Linked DNA regions of Mus musculus: all the other regions are linked to region 1. A link is a loop called in an ENCODE intact Hi-C map of the cell type or tissue named here. Cell type or tissue: gastrocnemius. All regions are shown on one strand.

Region 1 (8,000 bases):
AAGATATTTAAAGATCCAAAAGCCTCATAAGAATTGAGCCTAACACTCACAAGGCAGTAAGAGGAAGAGATGTTCACTCTTCAAATTGTTGACAAGAACCAGTGAGACAGGGTTAAAGGCACTTGATGGAGGGTCTGATGAACAGTTTGATCCCTGGGACCAACATGGTAGAGGGAGAGAACTGAGGTGCCCTCTAACCTCCTAATAAACAGATACAAAAATCATAAAGTTATAAAATATGCATAGTTTTTCATTATAAAGTGACAAGTTCTCATCAGACTTTCCAGGAGACCATGTAATAGTACTTCTGTCATTTCTTTTTTTTTTTTCTCTTTTTTTTATTAGGTATTTTCCTCGTTTACATTTCCAATGCTATCCCAAAAGTCCCCCATACCCACCCACCCCCATTTCTGCCATTTCTGAAGCTGGGTGGAGAATACTAATGGCATGATAAACAAAATGCCTATTAAGTGCTATCCCCAGGACTTACATCTTACAGAGCCTCTCACAGGAACTAAATCCTAACTTGTCAAAGCATTTGAGATATATAATTTTAACATAATACTTTACATTCCTAGGAGGGTTTAGGCTTCCTAGCTATTGTTTGTCGCTGTCATTGTTTTGAAAGAGTCTCACTCTAAAACCAGGTTATCCTGAAAACCTCCCTGCTCCAGCTGGGGCCTCCCAAGTGCTGGGATTATAAACATGTATCACCACAACCAGGTATCCTATTACCTTCTAACTGGCTGGCTAGGGTGCTGGCTTCCCCAGCTAGAGGACAGTCCTGCCTCTGGCTCTAAAGCTGGAAAGAGTGGTTAGTCATGAATGAAGGCTAAAGAAAACAAATGCACAAAGGTATAGAATTACAAATACTAATGCACAAAATGAAGACAATCAGGTTTAAAAAAAAATGAAGCTGGAGAGATGGCAATAGTTATGAATACTCATAGCTCTTTGCAGAACAACTTGGTTCTGTTTCCAGCACCCACATGGCAACTAACAACCATCTGCAACTCCAGTTACAGGGGCTTTGATTCTTTCTTCTGCCCCCCAAAGACACTAAGGCACACAAGTGGGTACACAGACATACAGGCAAGCAAAGAACCCACACACATTAAAAAAAAAAAAAAAAGTAAAAAAGAAACTTAAAAGGAGGTAGGCACGGATAGGGAGGTGACTCTGTGATTAGAAGCACTGGCTGTTGGGTTCAATTCCTAGTGTCCACGTGATAGCTTACATCCAGATTCTATGGCTCCAGCTCCAGGGACTCTAGTACCCTCGAGAATCTGAAGCAAGAAGCACCCACGTGGTACACAGACATTCATGCATGCAAAACATCCATAAAAATAAAACAAGTTTTTTCAATTAAATTTTAAAAAATAATTTAAAATCCATGGACCTACATTGTCAGAAGAACAAATATGGATATTAATGTTGCTAAGAGAGACAATGGGGAAAAAACCTGATTTTAAACGGATAGGATTTGTGGCCTTACTTTTAAAAGACTCCAGAAAACTCTGCTGTCTTTTCTGCATGTAAAAATAAACTACAAAGTGCCACGTACGCACCAGAAAGCAGGCCCTCACCAGATACCCAATATAGCATCTTGATTTGGATTTCTTCCAAAACTGAGAAGTTTCTAGTCAATAAAAATGCTGAGAAGACCAAGTTGGAAAGAACTTAGATGTTGTCATATCTAGGATTAATTCTGTGAGCCGTGCACACTGATGGATGAGGCTGATGGAAACCAGCAGGCTTGAATGACTTTCCATCTGTTGCTGGCCTGTTCACTAGGCTCTGTCCTCGGAAAAAGAAGCAAAAAGCCCAAGTGGTATAACCAGCAGAGAAAGGCATGGTGGTGCATGCTTGCAACCCCAGCACTAGGGGACACTAAGATAGAAGGATTGCTGTAACCTGGGCTACCAGTTGACAGAATGAAACCCTGTCTCAAAGAAACATAACTAAAAGTAGTGGGAGAAGAGCGAAGGAACAGAGGTCATACGTAAGAAAATGACTGCATGAATGAAAATCATCTTTTTTGCTTCCCCTCCCCCCTCCTCTGTTAGAATGCAGTCTTCACATACTTGTTTTATTTTTGGTTTTGTTTTTTTTAGGATATAAAAGTAAACATGTTTTTCTTTGGATCCTCAATACTGTTTAAAAGTAGAAGAAGGTCCTAAGAACCACTGCCTTCGTTTTCTCTCAGTGAGAAAGATTATTAAAAGATTCAGAAAGTGTTCACACTTAGGCAACAGCAGGGTGAAATTTCTACAGTAGGCTATGTACTGGACCCCCATCCAGAATGCTTCTTTAAATGATTCATGTTTATTGTATGTCCGCTGGTGTTTGGCCTGTATATGTCTGTGTGAGGATGTCAGATTCCCTGGAACTGGAGTTACAGACAGCTGTGAGAACATGGGTGCTAGAAAAACCCTGGTCCTCTGCAAGAGCAGCCGATGCTCTGGATGCTGAGCCAGCTCTCCGGCCCCTGGACTGAATTCTACTCCACACCCTCATATTTTATTAGGACAAACAAAGCGTCACCTGAGTGATATGTGAGCACAGTATCATCCCTCTTGCTCAGTTTTTTTCTCTCAACCTCTCTCTGCGCTCCAATGCCACTCACTGCTGTTCACTGAACATCTTAGCACTCTCACTGCCCAGCAGTCATCTGAAGCAAGCAGCACCCTGTTCTTACTTTGTCCAGCTACATGGTCATGCACAGCTTCCTTCTCTTTCCAAAGTAACCGTTCACGCTTCGAATCACAAAGCCCACCTCCAAAGTCCTGTCACAAACCTCCTTAGTGTGATGATCTATTTGGCAAGCGCCTGATCATCCAATACGAACATTAGCCGAAAAATAGAGCCAAGCTTGTTGGAACAGGACTTTAATCCTAGCACGTAGGAGGCAGAGGCAGATGGATCTCTTGTCAGTTCCAGACCTGCCATAGTAAGACCCTGTTTGAAACACATACACACACACACACATCCTGAAATATTGTTATAATGCAGATTTTACAAACTCATCTTCTTAAAACGTGATAAAGATACAAAAGGCCATTTTTTTAAAAAAAAGTCACATTTTTTCAATAATTTATTGCAGTGATGACTATTTTAATTAAGTAATTTCTCCTGATAGAGTCAAAGCCTCATGTCACTTTATCATAACACAGCAAACACTTTCCTACATCCTGAAAGGCTTCCCATAGTATCGGTTTTCTCTATTCCATTTTTACCCCCTTATGCATTCCTAATGGGAAAACATACAAATTTTAAGTAAATTAGTTATCTGTTACCACCTTACCTCCCTACATTTCAGTTGCAAGTTTTCTTTTATATATATTTATTTCATTTTTGTCTATTGGTGTTTTGCCTGTATCTGCCTGTATACTATGTGTGTGCAGTACCTGTGGAAGCCAGAAGTGGGTGGTGGATCCTCTACCAATGGAGTTGCTTGTTAACCACTAGTGAGCTGGGGGTTGAGATGAAAGGTATGTGGGTGTGTTACAAATCGTTGTAAATAGGTAATGAGGCACTGTGTGTGTAAGTGTATTACAAGAGGTTGTAAGCCAGTAGTGAGTTCTCTGTGTGAGTGTGTGTTTCTGTGCCCGTGTATGTGTGTGTATTCATGTGGATGAGCAACCAGTGCTCTTAACTTCTGAGCCATCTTCCCAGGCCCAGTTGTAAAATTTCCAATGAAATAGACTGAGTAACAAATTTTTGCTCTTGGGCAATAAACTTCTCTGGCCTTCAAATTTCACATCAGTTATGTGAGAATTTTGGGGGCAATAATAAAATTGGTCATTGAAACAATTAAAAAACAAAGGCCCTCTGATGATGCTGGAAAGAAGGAAGATGTTAGTATACATTTAAATTTAAATTTCTTTCAGTAAATGTGCCTAGCTATCCGTGGTTTAGGGTGGGGTTGTGTTAAGACAGGACAGAAGTTTAGCTGACGAGATGAATTAGACATCTCCAACTCTACTCTACCTATGGATTTATTTACCTCTTCCTGTTCCTCTCCCACAAACAGTAAAGCTCTACAGACAGAATAAATGCCCCAGTGCATGGTATTGCTCAGTTCTGAAACCTGATCATTAATAATCAAGGCCCCAGGCACTAGCTATACCTGGTGGTTTTTTCTTTAACCTTTATAAGGCCCAAGGCCGAATTACAGGTGATGTAGTCACCTGGGTTCAAAGTCTAGGGCACTCCTGGGCAGTCAAGAAACGAACCTAGAGGCCCCAGGGCACAGGAGCCTTGGGCAGGGTTGGCAAAGCGTGTCACCCAGGAGGTGGGGGTGGGTGCAGAGCCAGATGCTCAGACCCTCGGTCTCCATCCTGCTACGGTCCTTCCACCTAAACTAAGAGGACTAAAGACGAGGGCGCTCCGTCGCCATGACAAGCACAGGGTTCAGCGATCTCGGTTCGGCGCTGGGCCACAGCCTCCGGCACGCCCCGCTGCTTATGCGAGAGCACAGCCGGGACAGAGCCAACAATCCTGACACTCCGGCCCGCCGCCCGCCTCCCAGCTCCGACTAAGACCCCGGTGGAGCAGAGGTGGCTGCCACGCTAGTCCTTACCACAGTACCTACCTAGAAGCTCCGTGACGGCCACAGCCTCCGCCTTGCACAGTCGTCAGTCCGCTCCAAAGCCCTGTAGCAGCCGTGGCACCGCAATCAGGGGCGGCCCCGCCCCGCCCCCGGCCTCTTGGAGGGCCTGGGCCAGGACAACATGGCTGGTGCCGCCTCTGCCACGTCAAAGGGGAGGAGGCGGGGAGGGGCGACCAGCGAAGGGGCGGGAACAGTCCCGGAAGAGGCGGGGCGCGCAGGAGGTAATGGGCGCGTTGAGTGGCGGAAAAGATGAACCGGGAGTAATAAAGAGGGTGGGGCGAGCGTGAAAGACGGCCAAGCAAAGCGGAGGGCGGGGACAATTCAGGAAGGGGCGGGGCTAGCAGGAAGCGATGCGATAGCCAGGGCGGTGGAGGAAGGGAGGTAACCGGAGTAATAAAGGGTGGGATGTGGCCGCTCGAGGCCGTGTGTAGGATTAAGGTTAAAATACCTGACTAGGGCATTGCTAGCCCCAGAAAAAAAGAAAAAAAATGTTAACCACCAGATGTAGCTTTCACGTCTACTGTTTGCTTGAACGATTGTTTTTGTTTTCTAGTATATAGAAAAGGCTCTTGCAAGTTTTTTTCCTGACATTGTATCCGTGTCCAAAGAGGAGAAAGAACGAAGCACGAGTTAACAATTATTTGAAGTATTCGCTAGAAAATAGATGCTCGGATTCTCCTCTAATTTTGGGTTTTCGTCTGTGTGTTGTCAAGAGCCAATGAGAAGGCTTGGCTCAGGGACCTCACTTGCCTAGAACTCATAAGGCAGAAAAAGAAACTTTACTCCCAGAAGTTGTATTCTGACCTCCTCACCGACCCACAAGCAATCGCAAAATAGTAATTTTAAAGTTTTTAAGTATCTCACTCGGCTAGTGGTGATGGTTCATGCCTGTAATCTCAATAGTCAAGGTTAAAAAAAAAAAAAAAAAAAAAAAAAAAAAGGCAGCCCAGCTTACGTTACACTGCAAACTGTAGACCCTTCTAAGCCACAGAAGAGACAGTCTCAAAAACCTAAAAATTATCCTCGTGTGATACTTGGTACTCCAGAAGCTGAGGCCAGGGGATCGGATCACTACAAGTTTGAGACTCCTTGAGCTACCTAATGAGTTCCAGAACAGCCTCAACTAAACTTTAAGATGCTATCCGAAAAAGTGAAAAACAAAACAAAAAGTTCTGCATTCATCCACTCTGTTCCCCGCGAAGTCAGAAAGACACCACCCTAAGGGGTTGTAAGATTTAGACGAATGTAACGTGTTTACAAATGGTTAAAGGCTTTAGTACTCTAAAAATGACGATTATAGCGATATTGTTCATTAATTTTAAAAATATTAAAGATTTCAAAGTTCATCCTCAGTCCCTGCCGCCTACCCAAGCTTTAGACGAGAAAATGGGATTAGACAGAGCGACCTAGAAACTCTTCAGGAACCACTTCTGCCAGGAATTATTCTCGAGCGCTACATTCCACCACCGGTGCCATAAGCTTGATGCAACCAGCAGGTTTCTTGTGTGGCTCCGCCCCCTTGCGCCTGTAGCCGGTGGCCTCGGCGGAGGTCGCTTAGGCGCCTGCGCCGTGCCTACTCTGGGCGCCGATTGAGACTGGCGGGAGCGAGAACCATGGCGTGGGTTCCAGCCGAGTCTGCGGTGGAAGAGTTGATGCCACGGTTGTTACCTGTGGAGCCCTGTGACTTGACGGAAGGTTTCGATCCCTCGGTCCCCCCCAGGACGCCTCAGGAATATCTGAGGAGAGTGCAGTGAGTGATTTCGCCCCGTGCGAGTGGGCTGGTTGTCGTGCCCCTGTGTACAGCCCTGGTGCCGCGCCTGACCCTTGGTGTGCAACAGTCCCTCCTCTGTTTGCGTTCCTATCTTTCGGGAGGTCCGGGAAATTTAAGATCTTATTACACCCTACGGTTGGCAGATAACTTTTGAACTTGATTGCACGTTAAGACGTGTGTTCTTAAATTTCTTTGCTTTTCATCTAGGTGTCAGGCGTTTCGTTTTTTCATTGGGAGCTTGCACTTTTATTTCCCATTTCATAATAAAGTAAAACACATCTCTCTATTCTACAAAGCGAAATAATAAGTATCATGTATGTATTACTTAATTGTAGGATCGAAGCAGCCCAATGTCCAGATGTTGTGGTAGCCCAGATTGACCCAAAGAAGTTGAAAAGGAAGCAAAGTGTGAACATTTCTGTGAGTTTAACCAACCACCTGGGAATATTTTAACAACACACACATATACAACACGAACATTTTCCTATCATATCAAAAATATAAGTTATGGTGTGTATAAGATTAGATTGCTCCTTATAAAGTTAGGCACCACTTGGAAGCTAACACAGAGGCGTTTTGGTCTGGAGGCCAGCCTACATTGAGACCCTCTGGAAAATGTGTGTGTGTGTGTGTGTGTGTGTGTCATTTAAAAGATTACTTCCCCTACCCCCAAAAAGTACTTCAATTGTTTACTAATATTGACCTTTATAGCCGGGCGTGGTGGCGCACGCCTTTAATCCCAGCACTCGGGAGGCAGAGGCAGGCGGATTTCTGAGTTCGAGGCCAGCCTGGTCTACAAAATGAGTTCCAGGACAGCCAGGGCTACACAGAGAAACCCTGTCTCAAAACAAACAAACAAACAAACAAACAAAAGTACTTCAATTGTTTACTAATATTGACCTTTATAAATAATTAAGGATATTTTTTTCTGGATATACCTTTATAGTTATTTTTCAGGGTGGTGCATTGTACACTTTTTCAATTTGACCTGGTATCATTTTCTCAGTATAGAAACACAGCTGTCTTGGCAGCTTTCTGTCCATATTCTTTATTCATTTGCTTAGCCAGCACACTTTTTATTGAGCAGTTAGGTTGTGCTGGGCACTAAGAACACAACAGAGGATCATAAAGAAAAGGTCCCTAAAGACCAGGCCTGTTGGTAAGCACGCTTGTAATCCTAGCACTTGGAAGTAGAGACAAAAGGGTCAAGAAGTCCAGATCATTCTCAACTACATAGAAGATTCCAGGCTACCCTGGAATATATAAGACTCTCATCTCAGAAACAAAGGAGAAAACTTCCCTATGCTTGTACAGTATCGGTCTCCTGAAGGGCACAAAGAATAGCCAAATAATTACATCATCTGGTCATTGCATGAAGAAAATAAACAGCACTCAGTAGTCAAAACTATAGGGCTAGAGAGATGGCTCAGTGGAGTCCTTCCAGAGGATGCAGGTTCAATTCTGAGCAGATAGTGGCTCACAACCATCTCTAGCTCTAGTTCCAAGGGCTCTGATGCTCTCTTTACACCTTTTCAGGTACCACGCGTGGATATGATACATAGACATGCATGCAGACAAAACACTCATACACATAAAGTAAATAAAACTTTTTAGTTT
Region 2 (8,000 bases), 120 kb after region 1:
AATTTTACTCAACCCCTACTCAAGATGAAAGTCTTGTTCCAAATGGTTTCTTACATTGGTGCAGGTGTTTCTTTTATGTTGGGATCCATCCCAGGAGCAGCTTATAAAAGCATATACCTTAAAAGCTTATTCACAGGTGCAGGAAGTGCTGCTGGGTGGTTGGTTCCGGTCCAAGCTTATTGTGGGTAACTATACAAAGGAGTTCTAACTGACTTATGCTGTGAAGTTCAAGAGCACGGAATATAACAGAATGTACAATCAACTTGGGCATGAGAAAGTTTCCTTATGACCTTAGTAACAGCACAAGATGGCAGGCAAGACAGTTAAGAGTTACCAAGGCCTTAACATTTCACCTAGGCCTTAACCACAATCACCTGTAACTCCAGGTGCAGAGGATCCAGCACCCTCTTCTAGTGCCAGCACCAGGCACACACATATTTGCAGGCAAAATACTCTCATAAAATAAAAATAAATGTGTCTTAAAAATGTTAGCCTTGTGGTGGTGGCACACACCTTTAATCCCAACACTTGGGAGGCAGAGGCAGACATAACTTTGTGAGTTTGAGGCCAGTCGGGTCTATAGATTGAGTTTCAGGACTACCAGGGCTACACAGAGAAACCCTGTCTCAACAAAACAAAACAAAACAACAAACAAAACAACAGCAGAAACTTATTACTAAGTGAGATATAGCCTCACTTTAGCATTTTGCACACAAGAAATCTTTTGCAAACTTCTTTACTGTTACCTCCAAGATAATAGAGGAGGCATTTTATCTGCTCATTTACTTTGTAGGTTGCTTTCTGGGAGCTCATTGGAAAATGTAGGTAGGAAAAAGAACTATTGTAATATTGGAGTATAAGAGTCAGAGGGCCCTACCACAGGGTCTGCCCAGGAGGTGGCTTAGGTAGAAAGTGTGGGCAAAGGAGGCTAAACGTGTCCTAGAGGGGAGCATATTTGACCTAATACTGAATGAAAATTAGAGTTAGCAAAAGCAAGAAAAGATGGACATACTGTAGTGGAGATAACATTTTTAACACTCATGAAGTAGAAGGGAACATGACTTTTTTGTGAACTATACATAGGTGGTTCATCTTGGCGGAATAGGGAAGATTTCATAGGTACATGAGAATCAGATTAAGATTACATATCTCTGGCTGTCCTAGAATGTACTATGCAGATCAGGTTGGCCTGAAACTCCTAGAAATCCACTCACCCCTGCCTCCCAAGTACTGGGATTAGAGATATCTGCTCCCATGCCTGGCCTTTGTCTCATTTTTTAATGCTGGCAAATACTCATCTTAAAAATAATGCCAGCTGGCAGTGGTGGCACACACCTTTAATCCTAGCACTTGGGAAACAGAGGCAGGCAGATTTCTGAGTTCAAGACCAGCCTGGTCTACAGAGTGAGTTCCAGGACAGCCAGGGCTACACAGAGAAACCCTGTCTCAAAAAAACAAAACAAAACAAAACAAACAAACAAAAAATGCCAGCTTGGTGTGGTCTTTGATCACAGCACTTGGGATGTAGAGGTGAAAGGATCTCTGTGAGTTCTATGAATTACGGAGTTCCAGGCCAGCCAAGGCTACACACTGGGACTCTACCTAAAAACGAACAATGCTGTATAGGTCTGCCAAAAGAGTGTATGAGCTCTACTTGGTCCACTAGTCACACTTTTAAACCTCTGGCCCAACATATGGTGGTAGTGGTTGAAATGAGTGGAGGAACCATTTGGATAGGGGTCTAACTTGTAGATAGGGGTCATTGGATGTAGTAATTGATTTGTTTTAGCAAGAATTAAAGAGAAAAGTAAGATAGTTACAATGTTTGTAGCTAGCTAAGTATATGGTAGTACCACTAACTGAACAACTTTTTTGGAAACTACCTAATATATTTCCTTTTTTTTTTCTTCCTTAACTTCTTCCTTCCTTCCTTCCTTCCTTCCTTCCTTCCTTCCTTCCTTCCTTCCTCCCTTCCTCCCTCCCTCCCTTCCTTCCTTTCATTCTTTCTCTTCTTTTTGTTTTGTTTTTCTTTCTTTCTTTTCTTTTTTTTTTGTTTTTGTTTTTGTTTTTTTGTTTTTTGTTTTTTGTTTTTCGAGACAGGGTTTCTCTGTATAGCCCTGGCTGTCCTGGAACTCACTTTGTAGACCAGGCTGGCCTTGAACTCAGAAATATTGCCTGCCTCTGCCTCCCGAGTGCTGGGATTAAAGGCGTGTGCCACCACGCCCGGCTTTGTTTTTCAGTTTTTGAGGCAGGGTTTCTCTGTGTAGCCCTGGTTGTCCACTTGCTCTGTAGACCAGGGTGGTCTCAAACTCAGAGATCCACCTGACTCTGCTTTCTGAGTGCAGGGACTAAAGCCATATGCTACCACTTCCTAGAACCTACCTTCCTTTTCCTTCTTCCTCCTTCCTTTTGCCTTCCTTCCTTCCTGTCTTTTTTGAGACAGGGTCTCAGCTGGGCTGGAGTGCTCTTTGTACCACAGGCTGTTCTCAAACTGTGGCTCTGTCAGATCCCCCGCCTCATCCTCTACGTGCTGGTATTACAGGCATGAGCGACCATGCCTGACTTCATCATGTTCTTTAAGAAGCCCCTTCTCATTTAATTTTCTTTGTTAGGTTATACAAAATAGGTATTATAAAATAAAAAGATCCAGAAAGATCATTACTTTTTTTTTTATTTTTTATTTTGGTATGACTCAGTCTTAAAGATGATTATAAATGTCAGTCAGGTTAGGAGAAAAATTAGTACTAATGTTAATAGCTAGTCAGAATGAAGTCTTCAGTTTTCTGTTGAAATACTCTTTGCCTGGGTGGTGGTGATGCACACCTATAAGCCCCAGCATCCAGGAGACAGAGGCAGGTGGAACTCTCTGAGTTTGAGGTCAGCCTGGTCTACAGAGCAAGTTCTAGGACAGTTGGGACTACATATGGAAACCCTGTCTCAAACAAACAAACAAACAAACAAACAACCCCCGCAAAAGGTATTGTTGGGCTGGTGATGTAGCTCAGTGGAGGAGAAGTCTATGGGTTTAATTCCCCAGCACTGAAAACAATGGTAACAAGAAACAGTACACACACACACACACACACACACACACACACACTCTTCCCCTCCCCACCTCAGGCCAACTGTCAATTTCTAAAATGTGAGTTCATTTAAAAATTTCGGATTCCCTTGAACACTGAAAGATTGCAGTCTAGACGTCTCTAGTGCGGTGAACTGGGGCTCAACCTGACACAGCAGAGGAACGCAGACTTGTACGGTTTAAGTACACTCTGTGCACTCCGACAGCTTGCCTTCTCTCGGGCCGTCAGCCCATAATCATTGGACTAGATGTTCTGAAGAGTTTCTAACACACCTGAAATCTAGCAATCTGGGCACAGCTTTGACGCACGTATGGCATAGATCTGAAAAGCTTCAGTAAACAAACAAACAAACAAACAAAATTTGGAGCAATTTTCCAGTTAATTTTGAGTGAAAGGGGTTCTTTTTTCTTCTTCTCTAATATCTGAGGTGACTGTTGTAAGTAATTCGTATTTCAGGTAGATTATGTGTAGAGGCTTCTTCCTGGTCTCACTTGGGAACTAGAAGCACCCACAGCTTCTTAGCAACTTTATCTTATAGCGGAGGAGCCTCACGAAGTTCTAGCACCCATCTTCTCTTCCCCTGAATGCTTCATTAGTAATCAGCTCGGAAACTGCCCAGCTCCTGTTCAACAGGTAGCTCCTGATTCAATACGTTCTGAGAACTCTTACACCGAAGACTCAGAGAATAGCAATGTGGCACAACTTGTTGATTTTCCTCCCAGAGAGGAGTGCTTATGTGTGTAACACCAGTGCCTACCTAAGTGGGAGTGGCTAGTCCTTACAGCGTTGACATAGGGCCTTCATGAGGGAAACTGGTTTCTAGTCCGTGGACTAGGTGTTCTGGTTAGCAAGTGTCTAGTGTCCCTGGATATTTTTCCATAGTTATGAACACTAATAACATTTGCTGTTTATTTCCTTGAAAGAAGGCCCTTTATAAGATAATAAAACCTCATGCTTTCTTATGGAAAACCGTCTTTGAATATCGTTCCCTTGGTAGAAATTATGAACTCACTATGAATAGACTAGAATAAAATTTTCAGTGTTTCAGCGGTTGCAATCTTAGGATTTTCCTTTCCGATTGTGGATTTTAATGTGTAATATGTACGATATTTGAAAAAAATGCATATGTGCAGGCATGTGTGCACACATACATTTAACAAGTTATGAGGTCCCTGAAATTGGATTACGGGTTGGTAGTCACAGCTCCACCTATAGTACCCCTCTGTTACAGCGTCAAAACAGGATCACACTCTGTGTGGAAACGGGAGTGCAGAAGGTATTAAAATCTGGACTCTTTCTCAAGGATCTGAAGTAGTCAGGAGAGCTTTAGTTACATGTCCGGGTGTTTTAACATGAATGTCCTAGGACATGGAATTGGAAGGTCTGGGTGAGGAGGTAAGTGTCTACTCGCCAGTAATGCAGTCACAAGTTAGACTTGGGAATTGCACTGATTGTCAAGTTTACTATTTGTTTGCTTTAGGTGTGCTTGGTTTTTTTTTTTTTTCTTTTTTTTTTCTTTCTTTTAGAACTTCACTTGTCTCATTTATGCTTTTAGCATTTGTGATGATAACTATTGACCTTTGGAAAGGGCCATAGATTAACATAAGGAAGACAGACTGAGCAAAGCAAATGTTTTCTGTTTACAAATCTTAACAGCCCAATAAGATTGTAGAGCCTGTTAAGTATGCTAAGACCCACTGTAAAATTTGTATTTAATATAGTATCCTAACGGAACCTTAAACATCTCTGAAATTTCTAAAAAAACTTAAGCACACTTCTTTCCTGACTTTCATATTCACATAAGCTGATTTCAACACAGTCCAACATGTGCAGAAGTTGGGCACTACCTCAAAACAGGAGGATTGAGCAACTTCTGCTATCTCCTGATAGAAGCAGTTTCTGAAACTCCCTAGGGTGATGTGGCAAAGAACTTAGGCCTCAGTTTGGTCTTAGTAGTCACTGGCTGCAACCGTGGCTGTTTCTGATTTTGTGTGTGAGTGCTTGTGGCACGAAAGAGATGTGTTTACTGTAAGGGAAATTTACAAAGGTTTATGATTTTTATCAAGTTCTCTTGGGAGGCTGCTGCTTTTTGAGTTTCTTCTCTGAAGACTTGCGTTAGATAGTTTGGATAAGAATGATCATGTAGGTAAAGAAGACATAGAAGACAGGTTATCTTTTAAACCTTACGTTTCAAACCCTCTCTCTCAGGACTTCGTGCAATGGCTCTAAAAATAGGGCCCTAAATTTAGAGGACAAGCTGCTACATTTAGTTCTTTTGTGCGAACTCCTCGGGTCGAGCAGGAGTGCACACGGGCTCCATCTGGCACCCCGGTCCCTAGGGCTAATGCAGTTTCAGACTGGGGCGCCTGGCCAGCGCCCACCAGGTGGACCCCGGCGAGCGAGCGAACCCGAAGGCTGGCCCGACGAGGACCGACGTGTGCTCGCCCAGGACAGGTTAAACTCTGACCAGACCACACAGTTGACCCGGACGCCTTCGTGTCCAGAGTCCGAAGTGCGGACTCGCAAAGCAGGACGCGTGGGCTCGTGCGTCGCGGGCCATTTTTCTGGCCACAATTATGGCGGAGGCCGGCGTCTCTGTGACTGAGGGGTCCCCCGGGGTACGACAGTGTGGGGCTCAGGCTCTAGACGCTCGTGGCGTCTGCTCGTGGACGTGGGCGCGTTGGGAGCTCGGGTGGCGGGACTTTTTTCACCCCGGGACTGAGCCTTAGGTCCCGGGGTGGAAGGCGGCAGCCGCACGCTCCGGCTCCTCGTGCTCCGAAGTTGGAGGCCGGGGAGCGGTGCGTGGGCCCTTTAAGGTCGAGCGCGGACGTGGCCGCGGAGCTCGTGCAGTAGAAGGGGCGTCTCCGCCGCGCCGGCGAGACCAAGGCCGGGGTGGTGGGGGTGCGACGCGGGCTCCCCCCGCAGGGCCGCAGTGGTATGCGCCGGCCGCTAGTGCGTTCGCGTTCCCAGCGCTGCCCCGATCGCGTCGGGCCTGCTGCTGGCCGGCGGGCCGGCTGCGAGGCCTCCGCCCGTGGGCGCGGAGATGGCCGGGCCTGGGGCGGCGGCGGGTTGCGCGCGGCGGGTTCTGGAGCAGCTGCGCTGGGTGAGTTCTGGCTCGGGAGCCGTGGGCCCGGGGCGGCCGAGCAGCTGCGGCAGGGAAGCCGGAGCTCCAGCGCGCTCGCCCGGCCTGTACTCGGCCGCTGCTCGCCGCGGGGGGAAAAGGGGCCCCGGGATTGGGAAGGCATTGTGGACGTCCCAAAGGAGAGCGTGTTTTTGTTCCCGACCCCAAAGTCGGACGTCATTTATTTTGAACAGGGGGTCAGTTACACGTGGTTCTTCTGACTGCCGGAAACTGGAGTTTCTTAGTGATGAAACTTCTTGTCTCAAGCGGACGCCTAAGCTGGGGCCGGAACTGAGATTTTAATTCTGCATTATTTTCCCCCAGTAAAGAATGCCCTTCTGAAATGCTTTAACCATAGCGTTCTACCTCTTTTCGCGTTGTTAATGTAAAAGGTGTTCTTGTAAACTCTAGAGATAGTGAGCGCTCAGGAGCTAAAGTACATTTTTTTTTCCTGTTTTATTTTGTAATCAGGTGGCAAAGGTTTTTTTCCTTTAGTGTTTGTAGGTGTTTTGTTGTTGTTGATAATATTTCGAGACACCCCCCCCCCCCCACACACATACAGAGTTTTAGAAAACTGCATTGTATTTTTTTTAAGACCATTTAAATATTGCAGCTGTTCTGATTAACCAATTCGGGTTATCTTCTTGTTTTGTGAACTTAAAGTAGTGTTGACATGAAGGTGTTTCTTTTATTTATCCAAGTGTAGTGTAGTGAGGGCACCCGCCCATGAATGAAAAAGTTCTGTGGAGGTTCTAAATGAACTAAGGATTTTGCCACTGGCATCCAGCTGTCTTTTAAAGGAAAGAAGACACACAACTAGTCCATAGTAGCACACATACTAAGCAAGGAGACGGAGAGATTGTATGCATATTCTTGGAGGTTGGGAAAGTCTTAAGAGGCTGAGCAAATAACATACTCTGCTGCTCAGAGGATAAAGTGAGCCAAGGATGGGACGTGAAATGATGCATGCTGTAGACAGGTGGGTCCCAAGGACTGCTGTGGGGTACAGTAGAGCCCTTGAAGGCTTTTCAGTATTTTGGCTACTATAGATTTTCTTGGTAGTAGTATGCATGTAGCCTAGATGTCAGGGAACAAAACTCAAAACAGGAAATGAGAAATGACTGAGGCAGGGATACAGAAGTTTGGTCCTAAATGGGGAACTAGGAAGAGCTGAAATGGGTATAACTTCTCGATTAGTTGTGGAGAGGGGTGGGTAGTGGAGAAAATCTAGAATACTCCTAAATTTCTGGCTGTGCCAGTAGTTATTGAGATGGGGTTTATGGGAAGAGAATCATATATTGTAGATGAGAGAGAATTTTCAATCAATACCTCTTCCTTCATTGAAATCAACAATTAGTGCCCCGAGGAGATACCTGGAGTTGGAGCCTGCATACACAGTGCTAGGCTTCGGGGACCTCTAACTCTAGCACTGGTTGGAGGTGTGTGCAGGGGAATCCCAGGGGGTCACTGCTCACCAGCTTAGCAAACAGTAGGTGAGCTCTAGGTTCAGTGAGCGCGCACATGTGAGTTTAGGTGGCCGAGGAGGCCAGAAGAGGGCATCAGATACCCTGGAGCTGGAGTCACAGGTAGGTGGTTGGGAATGGCCTGCCGTGGATTTTGGGAACCTTGTGATCTCTGGTCCTTTGCAGTAGCAGTAAATGCACTTCACTGTTCACTCATCTCTCTGGGCTCGGCTGTGTGATTTTACATTTTAAAAGTATATGGAGCTTTATTTTAGCTTGATGTATGGCTTGGTTGTGAAGACCCTTGTGTGTACAGCTGAGAACGTGTTTTCT
Region 3 (8,000 bases), 210 kb after region 1:
CTGAAACCCTGTGTTTTATTGGCAAAGAGGTACTCTTTATTGTTGATTATCATCTGTTCTTAACACATTCAATACCAGTATGGCAGCCATAATCACTCTGACAAATCAAAACAAGCCAACTGTTATTCTCTCAGAAGATCAGTACCACTGATTATACCCTACAACTCTAGGTTAGCATAGCTCTTTTCCTGTGGGGCATGACTATGCATTGAGTAAGGCAATTCAGCACAAAGCCCGGAAGCGGAATGGCTGATACACTTCTGCTTAAAAAATGGCAGAAATCATAAAGCAAGAGCATTATAAATGAAAAGAATGTATGTTTACACTTCTTATTAGTTATTAAGTTTTTGGCGTACAGGAAGCACTCGGTTCAGTTCCCAGCAGCACTTAAACTGGCAGTGGTTGAACACACTTGTACTTCAACACTAGAAAAACAACAAAAAAACTTCTAAGTGACATTGTTAATACACTGTTTTAGGGTTGTAGTTTTTAATCACAGAGTCACAAGTGTCACTAATAGTTAAAAGCACCTATCAACTAAGCCACACCCCAGTCCAATATGATTTAATTTAAAAAGAGACAACATCAGTACAAATACGAATGTCCATAGTGAACACGCTACTAGGCACCACAGTGTACTCTCTCGTGGACAACCAACAGCTGTGAGCAGAAGTGAAAGCAGACTCAGAAGGGCAGACACACAGGGTTTCACAAACAAGTTACATTAGGATAGAAACTTAAATGGTAAGGATGAAAGAAAAAGAATTAAAGACAAAATGTGGTACAGTACTGTTGTGTATATATGCTATAGATCCATCCATAGATGATTAAAATACCAAAAAGAACTAGGCACTGAGAAGTTCTTACTTGAATCAAAGGCACTATGCCCTCCCTCCCGACTTTTTTTTTTTTTTTTTTTCAGGGCTGGTTGATTACAGAACAAATCAGCTGGTCTCTAGCTATGCTCAACTTTGAGAAAGCCCCGAACCTGATTAAGAAAAATTTTAGCTTTGGTTATCTTAACAGATAAAATCAAAGCAAGGAAGTGGAATGGGTTCACGTGAAAGCTTAGGAAACAGGGCACTGGAAAAAATGGAGCCTTGTTCCCATAAATAATTTTTTTTCTTTTTTTTTGATTTTTTAAGACAGGGTTTCTCTGTGTGGCCCTGGCTGTCCTAGAACTCACTAACTCTGTAGACCAGGCTGGCCTCGAACTCAGAAATTCACCTGCCTCTGCCTCCCAAGTTCTGGGATTAAAGACGTGCACCACCACACCAGGTCTTGTTTTGTTTCTTGAGGCAGGAGTTCACAAAGCACATGCTGGCCTTGAACTTGCTCTGCACAAGATGATGACCTTGAACTCACTTAAGCTCCCTGCCTCTAGCTCCCAGGTCCCGGGATTCCAGATCTGTATCATGCCTGGCTTCCATACACAATGAGGCTAGAATACTTACAGTTTAACCTATTTGAAGCAGGGTTTCTCTGTGAAACCCTGGCTTTCCTGGAACTCACTCTGTAGTCCAGGTTGTCCTCAAAGGCAGAGATCCTCCTGCCTTTGCCTCCCAAGCTCTAGCTTTAAAGGCGTGTGCTGCCACCACCCTGCTTAAACTCTTGATTTAATTATAGATCACGAAAATATGTATGACACATATGACTTAGTATTAATCACAATCTATTCTCAACTCTATTTAACATAAAGATGGTGGGATATAGATTGTGGAAGGAAGGACACTGCTTAGAGGAAAACTGCCACACAACAGCATGTACATCACTTGACCTAGTAAGCACCCAGTTCTGCTCTCTACAGTACAATATTTTCTGCCCTGACCCTAGCAGTGTTGGAATGTCCAATCACTAATAATTATTTGTAAACTGCTGCAATTATTTTTCTTCCAAATTAAGAGTGACATTGTAAGTTTGGAATGAATATCCAGATAAAGAAAATATAAATATGGTTTGGCAGGCACTAGACTTTCATAGGGACTCTGTGCTGGAGTCCGAATATGGGCCATGAGCTCTAGGTGGAATTACACTAAAGTCCTGATGCACAATGAGTCTCATACTTAACCCCCACAGTATGCCCAGCTCCTTTATCCCACCCCAAGTTAGGTAGCGTTACTTTTGTGTGAATCACTGGGAGTAAGTCCAGCCTGATGGTGTATGGGATGCGGCTTCAAGTCTGACAATTTTCCTCCCCTAATGATTTTAACTAGCACTCCTCCCAGTCTTTGGACATGGCCCAGGCTAGTAAAACTATTTCAGGTAAGAAAAGGACTGTTAAAGAATTCTTATAGGTTAATTCTTGTAATCATGGACATCAGCAAGGAAACTTACTCACCTCGTCACTATGAATTAATTACCCATCACCAATGGTCAAATTCAGAATCAGAAAACCACCTTATTTTTTTGTACAGGCCTCACCCTTAACTCACAACTTTCCCACGCATAAGATAATGGCATTGCCCAGCAGCTCTAGCCCATGGACAAGAACGGATGAATGAAAGCATGCCTGAGACGCTCCAGGAGTCCCGTTATCACCTCTTCTGTCTCCGGAAATAGTCTGGTCAGGAACGGATAGCTGCACCTACACAAGGCCATCCTGAGGCCGGCCGGCACACCCCACGGGATCTTTCCCAAGGCCAGCGGAAGGCCAGACCCTCTCGGTCCCCACGCAAGCCTACCTGTTGTTCCGGATGCTGAGCAGCACGCACAACACCAGCTCCAAGTAGATGCGCAGTACTTCCAGCCAGCGGGAGGAGAGCTGCAGGGCCTCCCCGTCTTCCCCTCCGGTGCCCGTGTCGGTGCCGCCGCCGCTACCGCCGTCGCCCGGGCCGCCGCCTCCGCTCAGATAATTCTCCGCGGCGAACTCAACCCGCAGCTCCCGCACGAACCAGCCGCACTTGCGCATGAGGAACTCTAGCCGCGGCTGCTCCGCGGGCGAGACGCGGAGGCAGATGCGGAGCTGGGGCCACAGCGCTGGGTAGAAGAGGCACTCCCGCCAGTGCGAGCAGGAGGCCGAGGCCCGCAGCCGGTCGGGCGCCGGCAGAAAGGAGAAGATGTGCACGATGAGCTCGCTGGGCAGCGACGCGGCGCCGGCCGCCTGCCCGCACAGAGCCATCCGGCTCGGCCGCCGGCCGCCCGTCCCCGGCCGCCTGCGCAGTCCTCGCAGCAGCCCCCGCAGCCGGCGCAGCTGCAGCAGCCGCAGCCGCTGCCGCCGCCGCCACCGCACCAACCGGGCGGCCCCGGCTCGGGTTCGCGCTCCCGGCGGTCGGGGTTGCGGCACTGACAAGAACAACAACATCAATGACAAGGAAGAAGGGGGCGGAACCGTCGTGCGCCTCGGCGGAACCAAGTGCACTCGGACCGGCTGAGAGGGGGGAAAAGCTGGCGCGGGGAGGCCTGCACGCCGCTGACTTTCCGTACCGCAAGCAAGTGCTCCCCGGCCGGCCCGGGCAACGACCTCGAAATCCTCTCTCGAACGGACCAGGGATGCGGAGGCGACCGCGCTGCTTCCGAGGAAACCGTGGTTCTCCCGGTACCCGGACGCGGAGGCTCGGTAGTGGTAGGGACTGAGAGTGACGTCACGGCGACGGGCGGAGCCTGGCGCGGCTTTGCGAGACTTCCGGAACCGGGGGAGCTCCTGGTTGCCTGGATCGCGCGGCACGTGACCGTTGACGTCAGCGACCCGGGGCGGGGCTAGAGGCGTGGGGGCGGGGCCACTCTGGGCGTCCCTCGCCGGGTAGGTCTGGCCCTTGCAGCGTGCTCGAGGCGGAACCCCGGCGTGCTGCGCTAAGTCCCGACGCTTTCTCATTCGCTGGGCTGAGGTCGCGGCGCCCGAGGGCTCGCACGCCGGCTTCTTTTTACATCTTGTTCAGAGCAGGACAAAATCGGCTTCCCAGGAAAGGCGGATCGTGGCGGCACGCGGACCTTCCTCTTCCGACGTGCGGAGGCCGCACACGCCCCATTGCTGAACCAGTGACGGCAGCGCCACCTTTCGTCTTTAGAGGGGCAGGAAAAAAATGGCTAACGATTTTCATCTTGAGGGCTGGTACCCAGACTTAAATGCTCTCTGAACCCTTGTCTGCAAAAGTTCTGTATAATTAGTATGTTTTATTAATAGCTAACGATCACTTAGTGGTAACATCAAATTAGGAAGTTAAGACAGGTTTTAATTTTCAGTTTCTTAAAGTCATTGAAGTGTTTGTGAAGAGAGCTGTGGATACCTCTTCAGTGTACCACTGTACTTCTGTAACAACACACCCCTGTATACAAAAGTAACATGGATGAAATAAAGTAGCTATTTTGATAGTCTCTGATACTCCTACAAATAAGTTGGAGAGGAGAGCTTTTCTTTAGTTTGGTGCCCCCAAAGAAAGGGATTTTAAAAACAGCCCTTCACGTTCTCAGCATGCGAAGTATCTCAGTCAAATTGTAGGAAGCAGCGATATCTAAAGGGTTAAGAGATTTTTTTTTTCTTTTCGTTTTTCGAGACAGTTTCTCTGTGTAGCCCTGGCTGTCCTGGAACTCACTTTGTAGACCAGGCTGGCCTCGAACTCAGAAATCTGCCTGCCTCTGCCTCCCGAGTGCTGGGATTAAAGGCGTGTGCCACCACGCCCGGCGTGGTTAAGAAATTTTATGTCTGCTGCTTCAAACCACACTAAGAAACTAGCTAGTCTAGATATCTTTAGCTCTGTGATGTAACAGCAGACCTTCTGTCACATTTCTTTTATACAGTTTGGTGTCACGAACCTAGTAAACTACCAATAATAGTATTTTTTTGTTTTTGTTTTTGGTTTTTGTTTTTTGTTTTTTGAGACAGGGTTTCTCTGTATAGCTCTGGCTGTCCTGGAACTCACTTTGTAGACCAGGCTGGCCTCGAACTTGGAAATCCGCCTGCGTCTGCTTCCCGAGTACTGGGATTAAAGGCATGTGCCACCACGCCCGGCTCAATAATAGTATTCTTTTACCTCTAAATTTACATCAGCTCAGTTGGTACTTTGAATAAAAAATGTATTCCAGGTAGGTCATTTCTTTGAACCCTTGTCTGTAAAATTCTATGTAATTACCGTTTTATAAGCATTCAATGAACATTAAGTGGTAACAGTAAATCAGGGAATTAAGACTTGGATTTGGACTTCAGTTTCAAAGTCATTTAAGTATTTTGAAGAGAGCCGTAGACTTCTGGAGCTCCACTTTAGTTTACACCTCTGTTATGGCTATTCTTGGATGCCAGTGTGACTATATCTGGAATGAAGTACAATCCAGAAATGGAGGGCAAACTTGTGAAAGATATTCTGCTTGGTTTGAAGTGGGTAGATTTACTTCTAGTTGGGACCTTTGAGGTGAAAGACAAGCCTGATTTGGATCTTGAGACAGGAAGACACACCTTTAACCTGGGCCACATCTTCTGTTGGAAGTCTACATGTGGGGCTGGAGAGATGGTTAAGAGCACTGCCTGCTCTTCCAGACGACCTGAGTTCAATTCCCAGCAACCACATGGTAGTTCCCAACCATCTGTAATGGGATCCGATGCCCTTTTCTGGTGTGTGTGAAGATAGCTGCAGTGTACTTACATACATGAGGTAAATAAATAACTCAATCTTTAGCCAGGCAGTGGTGGCACACACCTTTAATCCTAGCACTTGGAAGGCTAGGTAGCACTTGGTAGGTGGATTTCTGAGTTCAAGGCCAGCCTGGTCTACAGAGTGAGTTCCAGGACAGCCAGGGCTACACAGAGAAACCCTGTCTCGAAAAACCAAACTAAAAAAAAAAAAAAAAAAAGAAAGAAAGTCTATATAACTTGGAAGATTGGAAGAAGAAAGGTTCTGCTCTTTGCCTGAGTGCTTTCTCTTGTAGCGCATTCATTTTTTCCCTGGCTTTGGAGCCTACTTTGGAATTCCAGAATATACAGACACCCAGTTGAGACACTTCCAGCCTTGTGGGACTGAACAGCTACTAAATTCTTGGACTTCCCATTCACAGCTAGCCATTGTTGGATTAGCTACACTGTAGTCTGTAAGTCTTCCCAATAAATTCCATATATATGGAATATATATAAGGTCTGTGACTCTAGAGAACTCTGACTAATACAACCTCTATAAAAACAAATTACATCACAGGTGGCAAAAATATTTGAATATTTACTAACATTCCATATTTAAATTAAATTATTTCCCAAAATAGGTTTTATAGATGCTTTGTACAAACCAGGATCCAATTAAGGGCCACACTTGCATTTCTTTATGTAATTTAAAAGTTTATTTTCCTCCATTAAATAATCTGGGAAGTATTTTTGCTTTTTTCCTTAAATGTCCTCCTCTTCCTCTAGCCATACACTTAGTAGGTCTGACAACAATTCATGATTCTTGCCTAAATCAGTGTTCAAATGGTAGTAACTTTCTTTTCCATCATTGCATCTACAGTTATTAGTTTGCATTATTCTGTTGAAGAATAGAAAATTACTGGCCTCTTGTGAAAACATGAATTTTTTACCTCGGAGCCCACCCCCTCCCATCTAGAGATTGTAACACTCCTAAACTTTTCACCCCAAAACTCCTCACCCTAAAGTTCGAACCCTCCCAACTAAAAACTGTTCCAAGAACATTTTTGAGATAAAGGCCTCCTAGAACAACCTCAAAATGAACCAGGTACTCCTTAGTTACGTAGGTTCCTTGATAGGACATGACTCCTTAGTTACGTAGATTCCTTTGGCAGAACTCCCTAGTGATGTAAACTTGTACTTTCCCTGCCCAGTTCTCCCCCTTTGAGTTTTACTATATAAGCCTGTAAAAAATTTTTGCTGACCGTCGATTCTCCTCTACACCACTAGGTGCCGCTAGGTGTATGAGTTTCGACCCCAGAGCTCTGTGCTTTCATGTTGCTGCTTTATTTCGACCCCAGAGCTCTGGTCTGTGTGCTTTCATGTCGCTGCTTTATTAAATCTTGCCTTCTACATTTTATGTATGGTCTCAGTGTCTTCTTGGGTACGCGGCTGTCCCGGGACTTGAGTGTCTGAGTGAGGGTCTCCCCTCGAGGGTCTTTCATTTGGTGCATTGGCCGGGAAACAGCGCGACCACCCAGAGGTCCTAGACCCACTTAGAGGTAAGATTCTTTGTTCTGTTTTGGTCTGATGTCTGTGTTCTGATGTCTGTGTTCTGTTTCTAAGTCTGGTGCGATCGCAGTTTCAGTTTTGCGGACGCTCAGTGAGACCGCGCTCCGAGAGGGAGTGCGGGGTGGATAAGGATAGACGTGTCCAGGTGTCCACCGTCCGTTCACCCTGGGAGACGTCCCAGGAGGAACAGGGGAGGATCAGGGACGCCTGGTGGACCCCTTTGAAGGCCAAGAGACCATTTGGGGTTGCGAGATCGTGGGTTAGAGTCCCACCTCGTGCCCAGTTGCGAGATCGTGGGTTCGAGTCCCACCTCGCGTTTTGTTGCGAGATCGTGGGTTTGAGTCCCACCTCGCACCTTGTTGCGAGACCGTGGGTTCGAGTCCCGCCTCGCGTCTGGTCACGGGATCGTGGGTTCGAGTCCCACCTCGTGCAGAGGGTCTCAATCGGCCGGCCTTGGAGAGGCCATCTGATTCTTCTGGTTTCTTTTTTGTCTTAGTCTCGTGTCCGCTCTTGTTGTGACTACTGTTTTTCTAGAAATGGGACAATCTGTGTCCACTCCCCTTTCTCTGACTCTGGAGCATTGGAAGGAGGTGCGGGTCAGAGCCCACAACCAGTCGGTGGAGGTCAGAAAGGGTCAGTGGCAGACCTTTTGCGCCTCCGAGTGGCCAACGTTTGGAGTAGGCTGGCCACCTAAGGGTGCTTTTGACTTGTCACTAATCGCCGCCGTCAGGCAAATTGTTTTTCAGGAGAAAGGGAGTCGATGTGGAATCTGACCCCGTCAGGAAATAGCATTTGGCTTGGCTGGTTGTACAAGTCCAGGCGTGGACGAGTGTGCTTAGAGATACTGGTGTCTTCTTTTTCTCTGTTGCTATCTTGTTTTTGTTTGTGG

What was found. Hi-C counts contacts between places; a loop is a spot of excess contacts. Peaks named below come from ENCODE experiments on the same cell type or tissue, not always from the same donor. Only the 100,000 strongest peaks of a DNase experiment are listed, where the experiment ranks them.
Region 2: a loop joins it to region 1, with 5 times the contacts of the local background. A loop is called at or near these places in 13 of 42 quality-filtered maps.
Region 3: a loop joins it to region 1, with 3 times the contacts of the local background. A loop is called at or near these places in 10 of 42 quality-filtered maps.

What each region holds. Positions count from the first base shown.
Region 1 is chr12:59,007,252-59,015,251 of GRCm38, forward strand. Sec23a (SEC23 homolog A, COPII coat complex component) reads right to left here and starts at 4,766. Exons shown (of 20, transcript NM_009147.2): 1 at 4,595-4,766. It overlaps Gemin2 (gem nuclear organelle associated protein 2), which reads left to right and starts at 6,140. Exons shown (of 10, transcript NM_025656.5): 1 at 6,140-6,362; 2 at 6,719-6,803. The coding sequence starts at 6,226. In gastrocnemius, CTCF peaks have their summits at 3,387 and 6,125; DNase peaks (open chromatin) are centred at 2,731, 4,825 and 6,151; H3K4me3 peaks cover 5,632 bases; H3K27ac peaks cover 5,997 bases.
Region 2 is chr12:59,125,419-59,133,418 of GRCm38, forward strand. The region is part of intron 6 of Mia2 (MIA SH3 domain ER export factor 2); the gene reads left to right. Among named protein-coding and RNA genes, the nearest start is that of Gm24233, 4.7 kb to the right of the region's middle. In gastrocnemius, CTCF peaks have their summits at 4,303 and 6,004; DNase peaks (open chromatin) are centred at 4,307, 5,490, 5,973 and 7,678; H3K4me3 peaks cover 4,513 bases; H3K27ac peaks cover 4,608 bases.
Region 3 is chr12:59,216,179-59,224,178 of GRCm38, forward strand. It overlaps Fbxo33 (F-box protein 33), which reads right to left and starts at 3,305. Exons shown (of 4, transcript NM_001033156.4): 1 at 2,682-3,305. The coding sequence starts at 3,301. In gastrocnemius, a CTCF peak has its summit at 3,999; DNase peaks (open chromatin) are centred at 3,339, 3,643 and 4,891; H3K4me3 peaks cover 3,053 bases; H3K27ac peaks cover 1,927 bases.